2 separate regions of the Homo sapiens genome follow, and region 2 is linked to region 1. A link is an interaction called in ENCODE POLR2A ChIA-PET data of the cell type or tissue named here. Cell type or tissue: MCF 10A. All regions are shown on one strand. Links, peaks and the distances in the headings refer to the core of each region. The heading gives the core; the rest is flanking DNA.

What was found. ChIA-PET counts read pairs that join two places held together with the same protein. Peaks named below come from ENCODE experiments on the same cell type or tissue, not always from the same donor. Only the 100,000 strongest peaks of a DNase experiment are listed, where the experiment ranks them.
Region 2: POLR2A ChIA-PET joins it to region 1 with 5 read pairs; 2 of 35 experiments call an interaction of 5 or more read pairs at or near these places.

Annotation. Positions count from the first base shown.
Region 1 is chr6:148,796,633-148,804,979 of GRCh38, forward strand. All of the region lies in intron 1 of UST (uronyl 2-sulfotransferase), which reads left to right. Among named protein-coding and RNA genes, the nearest start is that of UST, 54 kb to the left of the region's middle. In MCF 10A, for the core only: no CTCF peak of the experiment used is centred there; a DNase peak (open chromatin) is centred at 4,049.
Region 2 is chr6:148,883,294-148,891,640 of GRCh38, forward strand. It overlaps UST (uronyl 2-sulfotransferase), which reads left to right. Exons shown (of 8, transcript NM_005715.3): 2 at 3,693-3,736. Among named protein-coding and RNA genes, the nearest start is that of UST-AS1, 77 kb to the right of the region's middle. RefSeq lists a silencer at 1,246-1,295. In MCF 10A, for the core only: no CTCF peak of the experiment used is centred there; a DNase peak (open chromatin) is centred at 4,088.

The sequences.
Region 1 (8,347 bases), core at 2,035-7,034:
AAAAAAAAAAAAAAAGAGCTGGAAGGGAGAGAGTGAAGCACACTGAAGTGAAAAACTGATACCCGTTAGGCTTCAAGGTGAAGCCCAGGTACACCTGCTTCCCTAGTACAGGCTCTCTTCATGCCGCAGTGTTGCCCTTTAAAAACCAACTTTCTCTGATAATTCTTTTTTTTTTTTTTTTTTTTTTTGAGATGGAGTCTCCCTCTGTCACCCAGGCTGGAGTGCAATGGCGTGATCTCAGCTCGCTGCAACCTCTGCCTCCCCAGTTCAAGCAATTCTTCTGCCTCAGCCTCCCAAGAAGCTGAGATTACAGGCGCCTCCCATGATGTCCGGCTATGTTTTGTATTTTTAGTAGAGACGGGGTTTCACCATCTTGGCTGGGCTGGTCTCCTGACCTCAGGTGATCCACCGGCCACTTCCAAAGTGCTAGGATTATAGGCATGAGCCACCGCGCCCAACCTTCTCCGATAATTCTTAATAGTTTAGAAAGCACTGTCAGCTGGGTGTTGTGGCATGCACCTGTAGCCCCAGCTACTCAGGAGGCTGAGGTGGGAGGAGCACTTGAACCCAGGAGTTCGAGGCTGCAGTCAGCTATGATCACACCACTGCACCCTAGCCTGGGCAGCAGAATGAAACCCTGTCTCTAAAAATGAACGAACAAAAACCAAACAAACAAGCAAACAAACAAACCCCACAAAACAACAGCAACAACAAAATAATAGAAAGCACTATTTTATATGCTGCTTTATATACTTTAGTTCTTACAAATAAATCCAAAGGTCAATACATTGTAAAAACAAAGAACTGTGTCAAAAAACATTCCTAATATGTTATTGATTTATTCAGCAAGCTTTTATGGAACACCTGCTATGTGCTAGGCATTGTGGTATGCATTGGGAATACAAAGCCTTAATGATTTTAAGCACCTGTTCTGAAGGGAAGACAGTAAGAAAAGTGAGTGTTCAGAGTACACAGTGATAAGGTATGTGATGGAAAATGTATCCTTCGAATGTTGTGGGAGCGTAGAGGGGTGGTAGTTGGAATAAACGTGAAGGTCTTCCCAGAGGAGGTGATATTTGCATTGAGTTTTGAAAGACAACGAGGAGTTGTTCATAGGAAGGAGGGAAGGAAGGCAGTTCAGACAAGAAGAACAATATGTGAGAAGGCCAGTGTGATGATTTTGAGAACACCATTCAACATGTCTAGAGCCTAGGGGATGAAGAGATGGGTGCTAGGAGGGTAGGAGTGGTGGCAAATGATGAGGCCAGATAGGTAAGCAGTGGCAAGTTTGTAAAGAGCACACCAGTGTACTCCATTAAGGGGTTGGGAGTTTGGCCATCATTCTAATGGATGGCAAACCATTTGAAGTAGGTGGGCAACATGGTCAGGTTTGAATTTGAGAGTGTTCACCCGGAAGCCAGTGTTGGGGGAATGGTGTGCAAGAGATTGAGGTGGAGGCTGGGGGCAGATATACAAGTAATCCAGCCCAGAGAAGAAAAGAGCCTGCACCGAGCAGGCACATGATGGAGGGCAGAACAGGACATTAGAGAATGAGAATCTCCTGGACTTGGTAGATTGAATGTGGACTCAGGGTGAGTCTAACCACACAGCTCAGCTTTGAGCTTCCCTCAGAGCCAAGGGGAGGAGTGGGTACTTTTAGAAAGAAGAGATTTCATTGATTTGTTCTGTTTCCCCATTTGCTAATATATGAAGAGGAGTGGGCTTAGTGGTGGGGAATGGGAGGGAGGCTAACGGGCTGTGTTTGGGGAAGGCTGAGTTTGTGGTGCAGGTGGGTTGGGTTTTCTCAGAGGAAATGATACAGATCACGCTCTCAGGAGCATGCTGTGGCCTGGAGATAGAGGCTGTGGATCATCAGCATGATTGCCCTGTAAATTAGAGGATGGGGATGAAGTAGCCTAGGAAGCGAGTGTAAGTGAGAACTAGGACCAAGGATGGATCCTTGGGGACCACTCATATTTAAGTGATGAGCCTCAAAAGGACACAGATGCTGGAGGACAACCAGGACAGTGATGTTATGGGGGCCAGGGAAGGGGAGAGCTTCGAGAAGGGATGCTCACCAGGGCCAAACACTGCCGAAGGTGCTTAGCCCAGAGTCAGTGCTCATAAACATTTGTTACTCTTTAGTGTTAGGATGACAGAGGAGAGGGAAATGAATGAGGCTTGGAGTGGTCAGGAAAAGCAATGCAGGAGGAGATAGGATTTATTTATTTATTTATTTATTTATTTATTTATTTGAGATGGAGTCTCGCTCTGTCACCCAGGCTGGAGTGCAGTGGTGCGAGCTCGGCTCGCTGCAACCTCTGCCTCTCGGGTTCAAGCGATTCTCCTGCGTTGGCTTCCCAAGTAGCTGGGACTACAGGCATGCACCACCATGCCCGGCTAATTTTTGTATTTTTCGTACAGACGGGGTTTTGCCATGTCAGCCAGGCTGGTCTCGAACTCCTGACCTCAGGTGATTCACCTGCCTTGGCCTCCCAAAGTGCTGGGATTACAGGCATGAGCCACCGCATCCGGCCAGGAGATAGGATTTAAATAAAGGCTTTAAAATTTACGTAGGTTTGGATAATAGAGGGAAGGTGGGCAGGCATCCCAGGTTAAGGTAGTAATTTAGCGTGGTCGCACACTAGAAGACTTCTCTGAGGCGTGGGATGGGGGAGTTATTTGCTTACAAGTTGTTATCTCCACAGATTGACGCTCAGCTCCCTGATGGCCAAGGCAACTGTGTGCTTTCCTTTGTGTCTGTCAATCATTGTAGCAAGGTTTTTGGCCCAAAGTGGTCAGTTAATAGATACTAGCTGGAAGCATTGATAAGGTGGGCGAAGTTGGTGGTTCCCGGCAACTGAGTGGTAAAACTCTACTCTCAGGGGTCCCTTCTTGTTCAGGGAATGTATTTGCATCCCTCCCTACTTAAACCATTTAAGAAAAAGAGTGTTCTAGTTTGCCTTTTTTATCTGCACTTAGGTCCCCATCACTCCTTTTCTTTTCCAACCCCGTTCCCTCCCTCCTTCCCTTTTTCTCTTTTTTTCTTGCCAATTTCTTATCTCTCTCTTCCTGCAATTCCTATTTGTATACTCATTCTTTATCAGAAAGTACCTAGAAGCTGATAAAGCTTGTACTTAATCCTTTATTTTACCTATATGCAAAATATTGCTGGCATCCTTTTGATTGGTGGTGATGTTCATTGCGAAATATTTTGAATCTTAATCTTGGCCTGTATGGGGAAGTAGAATTAGAAGGAGGTATCAGAGGAACTCTCTCTCTCACTCCCTCTCGCCCTCTTTCTCTCTCTTGTGTTTTAATAAATATCAATGCTATTAAATTTGTCAGGTACCATTATAAAAATAGTTGACATTAAAATTGCAAACCCTAAGGTGAATACGAGAGCTGTCTGCATCCTGATGAGGAAGATTCTTTACTTTCCTAGCTTCCATGAGTCTTTAATTTGAATATGGATTTTATGAACAGAGTCTAATAAAAATGCTGGGCTTTGGCATCAGAAAAACATGGATAAGGCTCTTCCTCAGTGGTGCTCTATGGGCAGTTACTGACCCTCACTGGGTTTTTAAATCTGTAAGTCTGGTTCAGAAGCCAGCCTCATAAGGATTTTGTGAGGATTCACTGAAATACTGTTTGCAAATTACCGAACACAGGGCCTGTATCATAGTCAGAACTGAAGGTTCCCTTCTTTCCCTTACTTCACATTTTTACTTCATCTTTCTTCCTCCCCCATCTTTTGTCCTTAATTAGAGCAGAGCATTGAAAATCAGTCAAATAATCTTTTTATGCAGGAAAAGAACTTCCTTCCCCTTATTTATTTAAGAATCTGGCTTTGAGTTTGAGTTGGAAAGTGTCCTTGTCTTATGGTATGAGAGTTTGGGCTATCATCTGTGACCTGCGTTACTGGTTACCAGGAATGATTATATAGTTGCTTATAATGGGCCACTTTAGATTTTTGCAAGGTATATTTGTATCATCTCTGATTCACAATTCGAGGGATTGCCAAAAAAAAAGGGGTAGGGTTTTTCTTGCATAGTTACTGTTTTGGTTGGCACAGAATGCAGCCTCCTCACCCACCCTCTTTTTGATTATAGCCAATGATTACATAACATTTTCAGATCAGATTTTTTTTTTTTTTTTTTTTGGAAAGCTTTTGGAGACACGTGGCTCTGGAGGAATCCTCATGGAATCTTAAAACCCTGAGGGAATTCAAGAAGAAAACTATTCCACTTGCTTGCCTCTGGCTGCATCTATATTTAAATTATCTAAGAAAGATATTGGTAAATTCTTCTATTTTTAGGAATTAGAGGAGCTTCCACTTTTCTCTTAAAATCAAATTCAAAGAGCAACTTTTTTGACAAGCTGAATAGATCTTTGAAGTTAATGAACTGGAGCATAGCTTGCAACTCCATCAGTGAGGTTGATCAGGAGTGAAGCTGCCTCATCAGCTTAGTCTCTTGGAAGTTAAATAGTAGAAAGAACATTTGGGTTTTGAGAACATGAGGATCTAGTTTTGCTGTGTATTGTGTCTATTGATGCATTCCTGGGGGATTTTTCCCCCAGAGGTATTTTATAGCTTTGATTTAATTTAATTTTATAGCTTTGATTTGATTTCAGTGTACTTCATCTGTGGGATTTCATGGGGTCTTGTTAAGGGTGTTTCTCTACAGAGTTGTTTTAGTGTTTACTTCTGACAAGTGCTCCAGGACATCTTTGATCTGAGACCACTTATGTTAATCTCTTATAATGAGGGTTCCTAGACTAGATGGTAGGGTAGATTTTCACAACCCAAATGGCAGTGAGCTTCCAATTATGAATTTTCTGGGAGGATTTTTCTTTTTTCTTTCTTTCTTTTTCTACCCAGAGCCCATAATGAGGCCAGCATCCTTGCACAGGGTGTGGTAGATGTGTGAAGGTCTCTGTTTTACAGGAGGTACTTGCTTCTCATTCCACTCCACTTTTTGCAGCCAAGATTAAACCCTCAACCCTCTTTGGCCATCAACTTCCAAGCTCCTGGTTTCTCACCCTCATCCTCCTGGGGCTTCCTGAGCATCAGCACGTGCTTAGCAGTCACTCTCCCCTTTCTTTTTGGCCCCGGCATATCTCATTCTCTCTCTGAGCCCAACCAAGCTTGTAATATGATGTTTATTATATTTTATCCAACATTTCTAGGTATTTTTTCTTGGGAAAGTTTCCAGGTTGTCAGGTTGACTCTGTCTGTCAGGTCAAATAGATGGAAGTTGAAGTTTGAAGATTTGGGTTAAAGTACTGGTTCTGCTAATTGTTTCTCTGGCTTTGCATGAGTGATTCTGTCACTCTTAAATTTCAGTTTTCTCATCTGTAAAGGGAGAGGGTGCATAATACCTCACAGACCCTTAATATACTGAAAAGTTTTCCATGTAAGCAACTTCACATTGTGAAAACAGCCTGTAGTGCATGTTGTTGACATCCTGCCCAAGTCCCCATGCGGGGCAAATGCTCCCATTGCCCAGCGCTTGTTGAGTGTACATTGCTAAGGCTCATAGCTGCTGCTTCTCTGGAGAACTGCATCCAAATCCCTATCCCAGACTCTGCTTCTAGGGAAGCTAACCTAAGGCATCATCACAATGCTTCCCCCCAACCCCAAGGAATCGTAGTTCTTACAAAGATGAATTACTTTGAAAGTTTAGATAGAATATAATAAATCAGCAAATCAAGAATAAACCATCTGCCATATTTTTGAAATTATCTTTTTGTCATTTTAATTTTTCACTTGTGAGAACACAATGTATATGTAAGTTTATTTAAGGCTCAATGGAGCAAGACTTTGATGGATCTGGGCATAAAAGTATGGGTAGGAAAGATTATCTGCAGCAACTCAATTCAAAATTAAGGGCTAAGGGCTTCAGAGATCACTTTAAGTCACACATTGATTTCATTTTCTCTCTCTCTCATGCTGTTTCCCTCTATATGGAGAATTTTATATACACTCTCTTGGCTCTTAACTACAGCCAGATTTGTAAGTGACGAGAATTGAGGGCCAGGGTGGGAGGAAATGCTAATATATTGTCCCAGGTTTTATGCTTGGGAAGCATGAAGAAATTCAAAGAGACCAAGGTGTTCTCAGGAGTAAACATATCCCTTCACCCAAATAGGCAAGAACAATTTTAGAACTGAAATCGTGAAAGGGGTCTTAGAGCTTTGAGCAGAACGGTAGACCCAGAAGGAGGCTATTTTGGTCCCCTTGCTAGCACAGATTTTGATTCAATATCTCTGAGCTTCATTGTTTTGTAAGGATTAAACATGCCTGTTAGATTGTCTTCTACAAGGCTCTGAATAAATGGTAATTATTTTATATTATTGATGATGGTGATGGTATGAACATTTTTATTATTATCATCATTTTTATTATCGTTAGAGAGTGTGTCTTCCTAATAAATCCTGTGGCAGGGGCTGGAGTTCTGATTTTAGAGTCTGTGGAATAAGATGATACTGTTGCAATTGCTGACTTTTCAGATTATAGTATTTTCTGCCAAAGAAGCCTGGTACTTTGTAGATCCATAGAATCTCCCTAGAATCAAGAGTAATTCTCCTTCCCCTCTCTCTCAATCCATTTCTACTCTCCTTCTTGGAAAAGGAAGAAAGAAACCTTAGGCATGGTATCAAACTGAATTACAAGATCTTGATTCTCGGTTCTTACCATTCCTGGGATATTCTAGAGACCTGGTTCTCCTCCATGTTGGCCAGAGTCCATATTCATTTTGGGCATCAACCCTAACAGAAATTTATACATAATCTATCATTAGTCCTGATGACTTTACTTCTTAAACACCTCTTAAGTGTTATTACTTCTGTCCAACTCCTCTATTAACACCATTATAGAAGCCACAAAATTATCTCCCGTAGGTTTCTGTAGTAGTCTTCTAACTAGCTTACCTATATCAACTCAGATTTCATGCTGAATGTTCTCTCCTCTGGAGCCAGAATAAAATTTCCAAAATGTAAATCAGATAAAGCCTCCCAGCCCCCACAACTCTCCCACACTGCCCCCAAACCCTCAGAGGTTTTCCCTGACTCCCAGAACTCCTTCAGTGTGGCTGAGGAGGCCCTACCTGCTCCTCTTGCTTCTCCATCATTCCTCACTTTGTTCTGGCTCTGGCCACACAGGCCTTCTTGATTTTCCCCTGCTACGTCCTGCTGCAGGACCTTTGCACATGCGGGATTCACCTGGGATAGTCTGACATTACTTAACCCCAACTTGTCCTTCAGATCTCAGGAGAGTCTTCCCTGAGTTGCCTTGTGAAACTCTTTCCTAGCACTCCATCATCTCCCTGGCTTGATTATGCACTTCGTGCGGCCAGAGAATATGTCTGGGGTTTGTCTCCACTGTATCCTCAAGGCCTACAATGACCTGGCACATAAGGACCCCGTAAATGTTTGTTAAGTGAATAAATAAAAGAAATGAGGGAAATGCAGGAACTGAAGACAGGGCAACTGGCCTCCTTTTGAAAAACTCTTGCAACTCAGGACGTGGCTTGTATGAATCTCTGAGTCATTGTCGTATCAGGAGTCAGATGGAGTGGCCAATGTAGAATGCTCTCATCTCAGAGATAGAGAGAGGGAAATGGTCCTTCTCTTCACATTCGGGAGTTTACAGCTGATTGTGTTTATAAACCCTCCCAGCAAGATGATGCCCTCTAAATGTTCCCCTCCCCCACTCAGCTCCATATCCCCTGTTGTCTGTCTGCACTGTGTGTGTGTGAGGGGGGGTCATGGGCCCCTCTTATTCCACCTGCTGTAAGGCCACCCTTGGTGACTGCAGTGCCACATGCAAGGGTGAAGTGGTCTGGTGCTCCTCTGCGTGTTTACAAGGCTTAATTAATAAGTGTCCCATGTAAACAGCCTGCACCATGTACGTGCCATCCTTACATTTCCTCCCTAAACAGGCAAGGCTTTCTGGAAGTGTGTTTCAGGGGGGAGAAGTCAAGCTGGAATTTTATCATTTGTTTTCCAATGAGTATTAAAAACATTTGTCTTTAAGGTTTATGTGAGAATATCATATACTGGAAATGTGATTTCATATTATTTTGAAATCAGAGTTCAGATTCATAAAATCAATATTTAATGGGAAACATGAAATTGTAATTACTAAGCACTTTTTCGGTGTGCTTACTATTTTTATATGTAAATATATATATAAATATATATATACTTCATTTTATGAACCATCTATATGGTTCATAAAATGAAAATATACTGGCAAAATATATAAAATTCTAATTTTTGCATATAATATTTTTCCAGTATATAAACCATGTATATATGGATATGGTTCATAAAATGAAAATAT
Region 2 (8,347 bases), core at 1,254-6,253, 86 kb after region 1:
AAGGATTGTCTAGAAGGAAGTGTGAGATGCCGTTAGACATCCAAGCTGAGGTGCTAAGGAGTTAGTAGGTACCCGAGCTTGGAGTTTGAGGAAGCAATCAGGCATTTAAATCATTCTTTTTAGGAGTTTTTAGGAACTTCAGTTCTTATGGAAACATTGAGTATTCTACACATCCATGTAAAAGCTTAACAGACTGGACTTCCTGTTTCCACTGAGGTTGAATAGAAATGACAGTAACAACAGTCACAATATTTAACTTTTATCAAGGGCTTACTTGGTGCTTAATCCTGACTTGGGTGCTCTGTATGCATTATTCCACTTAATCCCAGACCATGTCTATGACCTGGATACCATCATTCTCTTCATTTACACAAAAAGAGATAGATACGGAGAAATTAAGAAAATGACCCAGTATCATACAGATAGCTAAGTCATGGCATTGAGTTATAAGGGGATAAATTATGAGATGGACTTCTGCACAATGTGTGTCCTCTAAAATAGGTCTTTTCCCCCAAACTCCATGATTAGTGCTTCTGTTCACTTATTAAAAACACTGGGCCAGGCGCAGTGGCTCACGCCTGTAATCCCAGCACTTTGGGAGCCCGAGGCGGGCAGATCACTTGAGGTCAGGAGTTCAAGACCAGCCTGGCCAACATGGAGAAACCCTGTCTCTACTAAAAATACAAAAAATTAACCAGGTGTGGTGGTGCATGCCTGTAATCCCAGCTGCTCGGGAGGCTGAGGCAGGAGAATCGCTTGAACCCGGGAGACGGAGGTTGCAGTGAGCCAAGATTGCACCACTGCACTCCAGCCTGGGCAACAAAGTGAGACACCGTCTCAAAAAAAAAAAAAAAAAATTGCAGACCCTTTGGCTAAGGAGCAAACTGGGCTAATGTACTAGTAATAGTTCCTTCTTACAAGCCATTGCTAAGATTTTGGTATAAAGAGTTAGTTAATGTGGTATTTCGTTCATTAAGTGAATACTGAGTACCTGCTATTTTCCAGGCTCTGTTCTAGGAACTGAAGCAATGAACAGGTCACACAAGTCCCTGTTCTCATAAAGCTTGTACACTAGCTGAAAGAGAAAGACGGTAAACAAGTAAATGAGTGTGCTATTTTAGACAGGGTATTCAGAGTGGGCATCTATAAAGAAGTTCCATTTGAATAGAGACTGAATGAAGAGGGTGGGGAAGAGCTTTTCTGGAAGAGGATAGAGCCAGTTCAAAAGGCCCCTCATTGACAAGAGGCTGGAGTGCTCTGAACCACAGAGAAGGCTGTGGTGGCTAGTGGTGCATGGAGGGGGAGGTGGGGCCTGGGTGATGCAGGGCCTTACAGACCATGGCGAGGAGCTGACTCTTTTGTGTGTAGAGAAATTGAGTTTAAGCAGAGGGCTACCATGATCTAGTAGATAAGGCTGAACGATCTCTCTGGTTGCTATATGAGTAGGAGAGGAAATTGGTGATAGAGACACAAGGCATCTCTCATATGGCCCAGAGGGACTGGTGAGAAGTGGTCAGATTTGAGTTATATTTTGAAAGCCAAGCCAATAGGACTTGTCTTTGGGTTGGTACCTATAGCATAGGGGAAAAACATGGATCAAGAATGACTCTTGGGCTTTGGCCTGAAAAATGGGACACGTTTGGAGGAAGGGATATATTGTATAACCCAATAAGGAAGACAGTGGAGGCAGAAATTTGCAGGATGGAATTGGAGCAAATAGGGTTCTGTTTTGGACAGGGGAAGTGTGAGATGCCTTTAGACATCCAAGCTGAGGTGCCAAGGAGTTAGTAGGTACCCGAGCCTGGAGTTTGAGGTAGGAATCAGGCATTTAAATCGTTCTTTTTTAGGAGTTTTTAGGAACTTCAGTTCTTATGGAAAATTTAGTATTTTAGAAATATTTAGTTGTTGAGGCTGTCTTCGATCCTTGAGATTGATTCCTGGAGAACATGCTGGTGTGTGCTGGGATTTCTCACGCTTCCCCTGGGGAAGGCATATTCCCATGCTGAGCAGATGGGAGCTCCAGGCAGCCGCACCAGCTGCACGGTGGTAGAATATTTCTAAATAGTTCTCTAGGCACAGGCAGCTATTTTTCTGAATTCTTTGACTCATATAACCTCTTTACTAAATCCAACATAGATCTTACATCCTATTCATGCACGCTCTCAGTGGAGTTCAGAAGTACATTAATTAAGGTCTAACAAATTGTTCATCATGTTCACATTTAAAAGGGTCCTAAAATAGCCCAATCATGGGCATGCTGGGTGTTTGTGTTTAAGTGTCTTATACACTAAAACTGGACCCTGATGTTCCTTTACTATATACAAATGGCCACTGTGAACACCAAGTGGGCTATAAATCAGAAGATGACAAAGAAAAGGGGAAGGATGATGACTCAGTATGGAAAAACCTATAAGCCAGAACCCGCTTATTTATTATGTTTGGATACATTTCCCCAGTTCAACTGTCCCTGGCTTAAGCCCTGCTTCCCCCTTCTTAGTCCAGTTTCTTAAGTCATTTTTGCTCTCTGCTGTCAAAAGCACCTTTCATCCACTCAGACTAAGACACTGACCTTATCCCCCAATCATCTACTGTTCTCTAGAGGTATTCTTGCAGTTCCGTTCCATGATTTTCTACATTTCATTCCATTAGCTTGTTTGGTCATTTTTACTTTTCTGGTGAGATGATTTTCCCTAGACTCACAAGAGTTACCCCTCTTGGATAGGCGCCTTCGATTATACTGATTGCATCTTTGGCTCCCCAGGTGATCAGATGTCTCCAGATGGTAATGTTTACAGTGCCTGCCTCACACAGAAGCCTGAGATGGCAGGAAGGACTCTAGGTAGGCTTTTCAGATGGGTAGATGCCTGAACATGCTCTGGAAAAACCAGTCTTCTCTCCTCTCTGCAGTTTACCAGCTGTGTGACTGTGCATAGGTTACTGAGTTTCTCCAGGCCTCTGTTCTCTCCTCTGTTAAAAGGGGACACTTCTAATCCATCTCTGGTATTTGCATTAAATAGATAAATACCTGTAAAGCACTTAGCAGAGTAGCTGCTACTGAAAGGAAGTCAGTAAACTTTAATTCCCTTCCAAATCCCTCTGAGTCTTTTATTCATCAGGAAACAATAGCCGTGCACTCTGAATACACACATGCCAGTAAATGGCTATTAGTGAAGACAAATCAAGCTCCGGAAGCAAGCTAGCCTGAAGAGAGAAGAGAAACAGACAATTTTAAGACAAATTGGAGAAAGAGAGTATGGGGTTCAGGACCGGCAGCATCAGTATCTCTTGGGAACTGGTTAGAAATGCAGGTTCTCAGACTGGGGCTGGGCAGTCTTGTTTCAACAAGCCCTGCGGGTAATTCTGAAGTACAATAACATTTGAGTACCAATGGTCTAAGCTAAACTCAGCAGATAATGGGTGAGAATAATGGTGCGTGTTACTGTGTGTGTTATGTATGTTTGTGTGCATACATAACCATGTATGTAGAATGTTTGTAACAGCTGAAACTATTAATCAAACATAGTAATATCAGCAAAATCCAGTCAAACCAGTGATTAATTCCCCATTTTTCTTTGGTACTGTTGTCTGAGCAGAAATACTGTATAACTAGAATGCTTATCTTCAATAACTTTGCACTAAATTCATTTGGGATTTAAAAAACGGATTCATCAACTTTTTCCTTTATTTTCTAGGAAATTCCACTTACTTGGATGACCATGGACCACCTCCTAGTAAGGTAAGATCTTTGCTTGTGATATAAGTCCCCTTTTTCTTTTATCTTACTTACAGCCTCCAACAAGCAGAACAGATCTCTCCTGGACACGAATCATTCACAAGAAACAGTAGATGACATATGTGAAATTGATGTTTAACTTCTAACAAGGAGGAAGCAGAAAAGCATGATGATAGCCCAGATGACAGGGAGAAGGAGCCATTGTTGAATCAGTGGCTGTTGCTGCCCAGGCATTGGAGCCTGAGACTGACTTCAGACCTCTGGCAGCTTCTCCTGTTTGCACCTCATTTTCATTTGCCTTGGCATCGATGCTGGCCCACAGTGTGATAGCCACACCCGGCCTCCCCATGCCTTCGGGCTTTGGGGCTAGACTCACATCTGTCCTGTTCTCTCCAGCCTAACTGGGTTGGGATACTCCACTTGAGGCCCTGCCAATACCACCTCAAGGCTGCCCTGGCCTGGCCTGTGAGTCCACTTTTGTTTTTCCTGTAAGCAGTTTTGTCTGACTTAAGGGGCAGAATAATCCTTTAGTATAGTTTCCCTAACACTGTTTACTTTCTTGAGCTCAATGAAAACCGAATGCTAATCTACTGAAAAGTGAGCAAACTAGAACAAATTGATCATTGTATATAAGAAAATACATGCAATGCAATTACCCTTTATTCTAACCGTATGTCCCTTGTACTTTTTTGACATCATTTTTTTTCCTTCTAGGAAATGATGGGGATTGTTGATCAGTACTTGGGAAGGGGTTGTGCTTGGCAAAATAAGAAGTTGGCAACCCTCTATCTGTCACTTCAAGAATGTTCTTTCTGGCCTGTGAAATCTTAAAGTGTAGATACAAGCACTCTAGCTCTCCCTGTACTTGGTTGTTTTCTTAGTCTTTGACCACTTAAGGTGATGCCTACAAAATGCAGTTGTAAATACACGGTGAGAAGATAATGAACCCCCAACCTTAGAGGCTTTGGGGAAATTTACTCCTGTATTAGTCCATTCCTGCATTGCTATAAAGAAATACCCGAGACTGGGTAATTTAAAAAATTCCACAGGCTGTATAGGAAGCATGATAGAGGCATCTACTCAGCTTCTGGGGAGGCTTCAGGAAACTTTCAATCATGGTGGAAGGCAGAGAGGAAGCAGGCGCATCTTACGTGGCCAGAGCAGGAACAAGAGGGATTGGGGGAGGTACCACACACTTTTAAACAACCAGATCTCACAGGAACTCACTGTCGCCATGACAGCACCAAGGGGGATAGTGCTAAACCCTGAAAATCCACCCTCATGATCCAGTCACCTCCCACCAGGCCACTCCGACACTGGGGATGACAATTAGACATGAGATTTGGGTGGGGACACAGATCCAAACAAATCAGCCCCAAAGTATGTTTAGACCACCCCCACATTCATGAGCATGAACTTTGGAAGAAGATATTTCTGGATTCAACACTGACGCTGCCACTTTCTAGCTGTGTGACAGTGGATGAATTACTTAATATTTTGAGCCTCAGTTTCTCATGTGCAGGGTGGGACTAAAAATACCGCTTACAGCACAGGATGCCTAAAATGATTGAATGAGCTGATGTATGATGAACACTTGACACTGACATGCGATAAACATTAAATCAAGGGTGGCTGCTGTTAACTGTACTGCAGTAACATTAAAATTATTGATGAGTGGTACAGCAGTATTTATCACAGTCGTGGAATGGTTCTACCACTTGATCCACCACCTGTTTATTGAATGCCTGTGATGCTGCAGGTGGTAGAAATACAAATATGAAACAAAACAAGAACAACAACAACAAAAATAGCCTCTATTCTAGAGGAGCAAAGGAATATAGAGGATTATGTTCTCTCTGGGGATAAGGACCGTGTCTAACTCGTCTCAGTATCCTCACATTCTTGTATTAGCCTCAATGCACAGAGGCACATCATGACTATTCATTAAATTTCACTGAATTAGACCATGGAATCCAGAGCTGGAATCTGAATTAGGTCTTCTGGCTTCCATCCCAGGTTCTTTCACTGAGCCAGTATTCTCAAACTTTAGCTTGCATCGAAAGTACCTGGAGGCTTATTAAAACACAGATTGCTGGGCCCAGGCCCCAGAGTGTCTGATTCAGTGGGTCTGGGGTGGGAGCTGAGCATGTGCATTTCTCACAAGCTCCCACATGATGCTGATGCTGTCAGTCTGGAGTTCACATTGGAGAGCCACTGTTCTAAAGGCCATGAATATAAAGAGAACCATTTCCTTAGACATTTTCTGTGGTGTTTTTACTGTTAATAGCCTAGAGAGAGTGATATGGCTATTATCTAAAGTTTATTTATTAATGTAATGATGACTCACCATTGTAAGTTTTCTTGTAGAGAAAACATTTTTAGAGGGGTCAGTTACCTGCCTAGGAGGGACAATAGAGGGGGAAAAGAAGAATGGTGCCGAAGGTCCTGGTAGGTGTCCTCACCAGTGACTTCCTTTTTCTCCCAGGTAGGGAGGGGCAAGGTGAAGCACTCCATAGCCCCCTGCCCTGTCATGATATTATTGAGTTGGATTAGGTGGCTCTGTCAATGGGACCCATCAGCTGTTTTCCTCAATGGCTTTTTGTTCCTGGCTTGGTAAACAGGATTTTATCTGGTCTGAAGACCCAGACCCTTTTTTTATGAACTTGCCTTTTTGACCTTTTTCCTTGGTGGCCAGCCTGAGTCAACACTTTGGTCTTCCTGCTGGTCTTGCTGTGGCTGGGTTGTCTGTCCTGCCTGCCTCTTTGCTGGGATTGTCAGTGCCTAGATTCGGTGTTGGCTGGCTTCACTTCCCCTTCTCCCATAGGGTCTTCCCTAGCTGTGCCTCTTCCCCCTGCCCCTACAGTCTGGTCTTCAACTCCCCCATATCTCCCCCAACCCCTAACTAAAGCTTCTTGTAATATGCAAAAATGATCAGGTTATAGCAGATTATTCAGACCCCTTTAGAGTAAATCCAGTTTTATAAACTCTTTACTAAGTTTGAAAATTGGGAGCATAATCTCTTTAAATCAGCAGAAGTTTACCTAATACAGAAGCTTTCACTATAACTGTATTTTCATTATCTGGGATTGGAGCAGCAAAATACTCTTGATTTTCTAAGCAGTAGCCATAAGAAGAAGAATATAAAAATGGGTAAAAATATTACTGGTATGTGAACATCTTCTCATCCGTTCTTATTGCTTCTGGCAGGGTGGAAATGAATCTCAGAAGTGATGAGGTCAGACTTCCGGATAAAGGTCCCTTAAGTGTCCCCTGGGGTGGGGCCTCAGTGGTTTAGGTCTGTAGACCACTGGCTTATCCAGGGACAGGGTGGCATGCAGACGATGAGGACTCACACATGCCTGGCCTCTGGAATGAACCCTTACCCTGGCAGGGAAAAGCAAGACTCAGTCCAGACCCATCTTTTTCATATTTGCTTAGTGCTCAAAAAATAACTTTTTGATGCCAAGACTGAAAGAGTTGAGATCTAGATAAAATAAGATTTTTAAACCCTGAAAATATACTGACGTTACAGGCGAGTTCTCATTTTATTAAATGTTCAATTTCACAAGTTTCACATTCCACAAGTAATAGCCATTTAGGGAATGGGGTGTGCCACACAACACATACTGGGCCCCCGTCCTCATTCTGTCCAATATTTTCATAAGAAAAAACAAAGCCCTCTGATTTTCACTTGTTTTTAAAATCCACTTGAACCTCACAGCTCACCTCGGTTTTTGAACTAAGCCGCTATTTACAGGTCGATGTTAATATTTTCTTTCGGTTGCCACATTTTACCACTACTTTGTATGTACACAGAATACGGTGGTTTAAGGTTAGAGCACTGACTAAGAATCACCATGGAGATTTCTAGCAAATGAAACAGAAAGATTATTTTAAGTACAAAAACAAAAGCATGATAGCTCTTTTTGTGAAATTGCACGCATATGTTTGTATGTATGCCTACAGAGACAAGCCTGGAAAGGGTAATAGTGTTTTCTCCAAGTGGTGAGATTTTGGGAAGCTTCTACCCAGTTCCTTATACTTTAATGCATAATTTGAGTTCATTAAAGTAACACCTGCTCAATCTAAAAATCAGAAAAAGAAATTTTCTGGTATGAGAGAAGATTACAGTTGGGTTTAAAGGCTTCAGTGCCGTGGCCTCTGCAGCATCATGTGCAGTGTCCACAGACCCGAGAAGCTGACGTTTCCCCTCCTTGGCTTCACTTCACCTGGGACGTGGGTACCTGGTGCAAGCAGCGGGCAGCAGCAATGATAAGTTCTGTTGGTAACAAACAGGATGTGGATATCATTTCATATACATTGACATCCCAAACCCCATAGATAAGGAGAGCTGTTCTAACCGCCTCAAAGATAATAAAATCGCTATCCATATCTGTTTTTTCCTGTGTGCCACACACTATGCTAAGCACTTTGCATGCAAAATTTAATCTCTATAAATGATATAAGAGAGGAAGTAATTTTTAAATCCTTACTTTACAGATAAGGGAGCTGGATTTTAGAGGGACAGGCTAACTTGCCAAAGGTCACACACTAAGTAAGCATTGGACTTGGGATTCCAGCCCAGGGCTGTGTATAGCTCCAGTGCTCATGTTT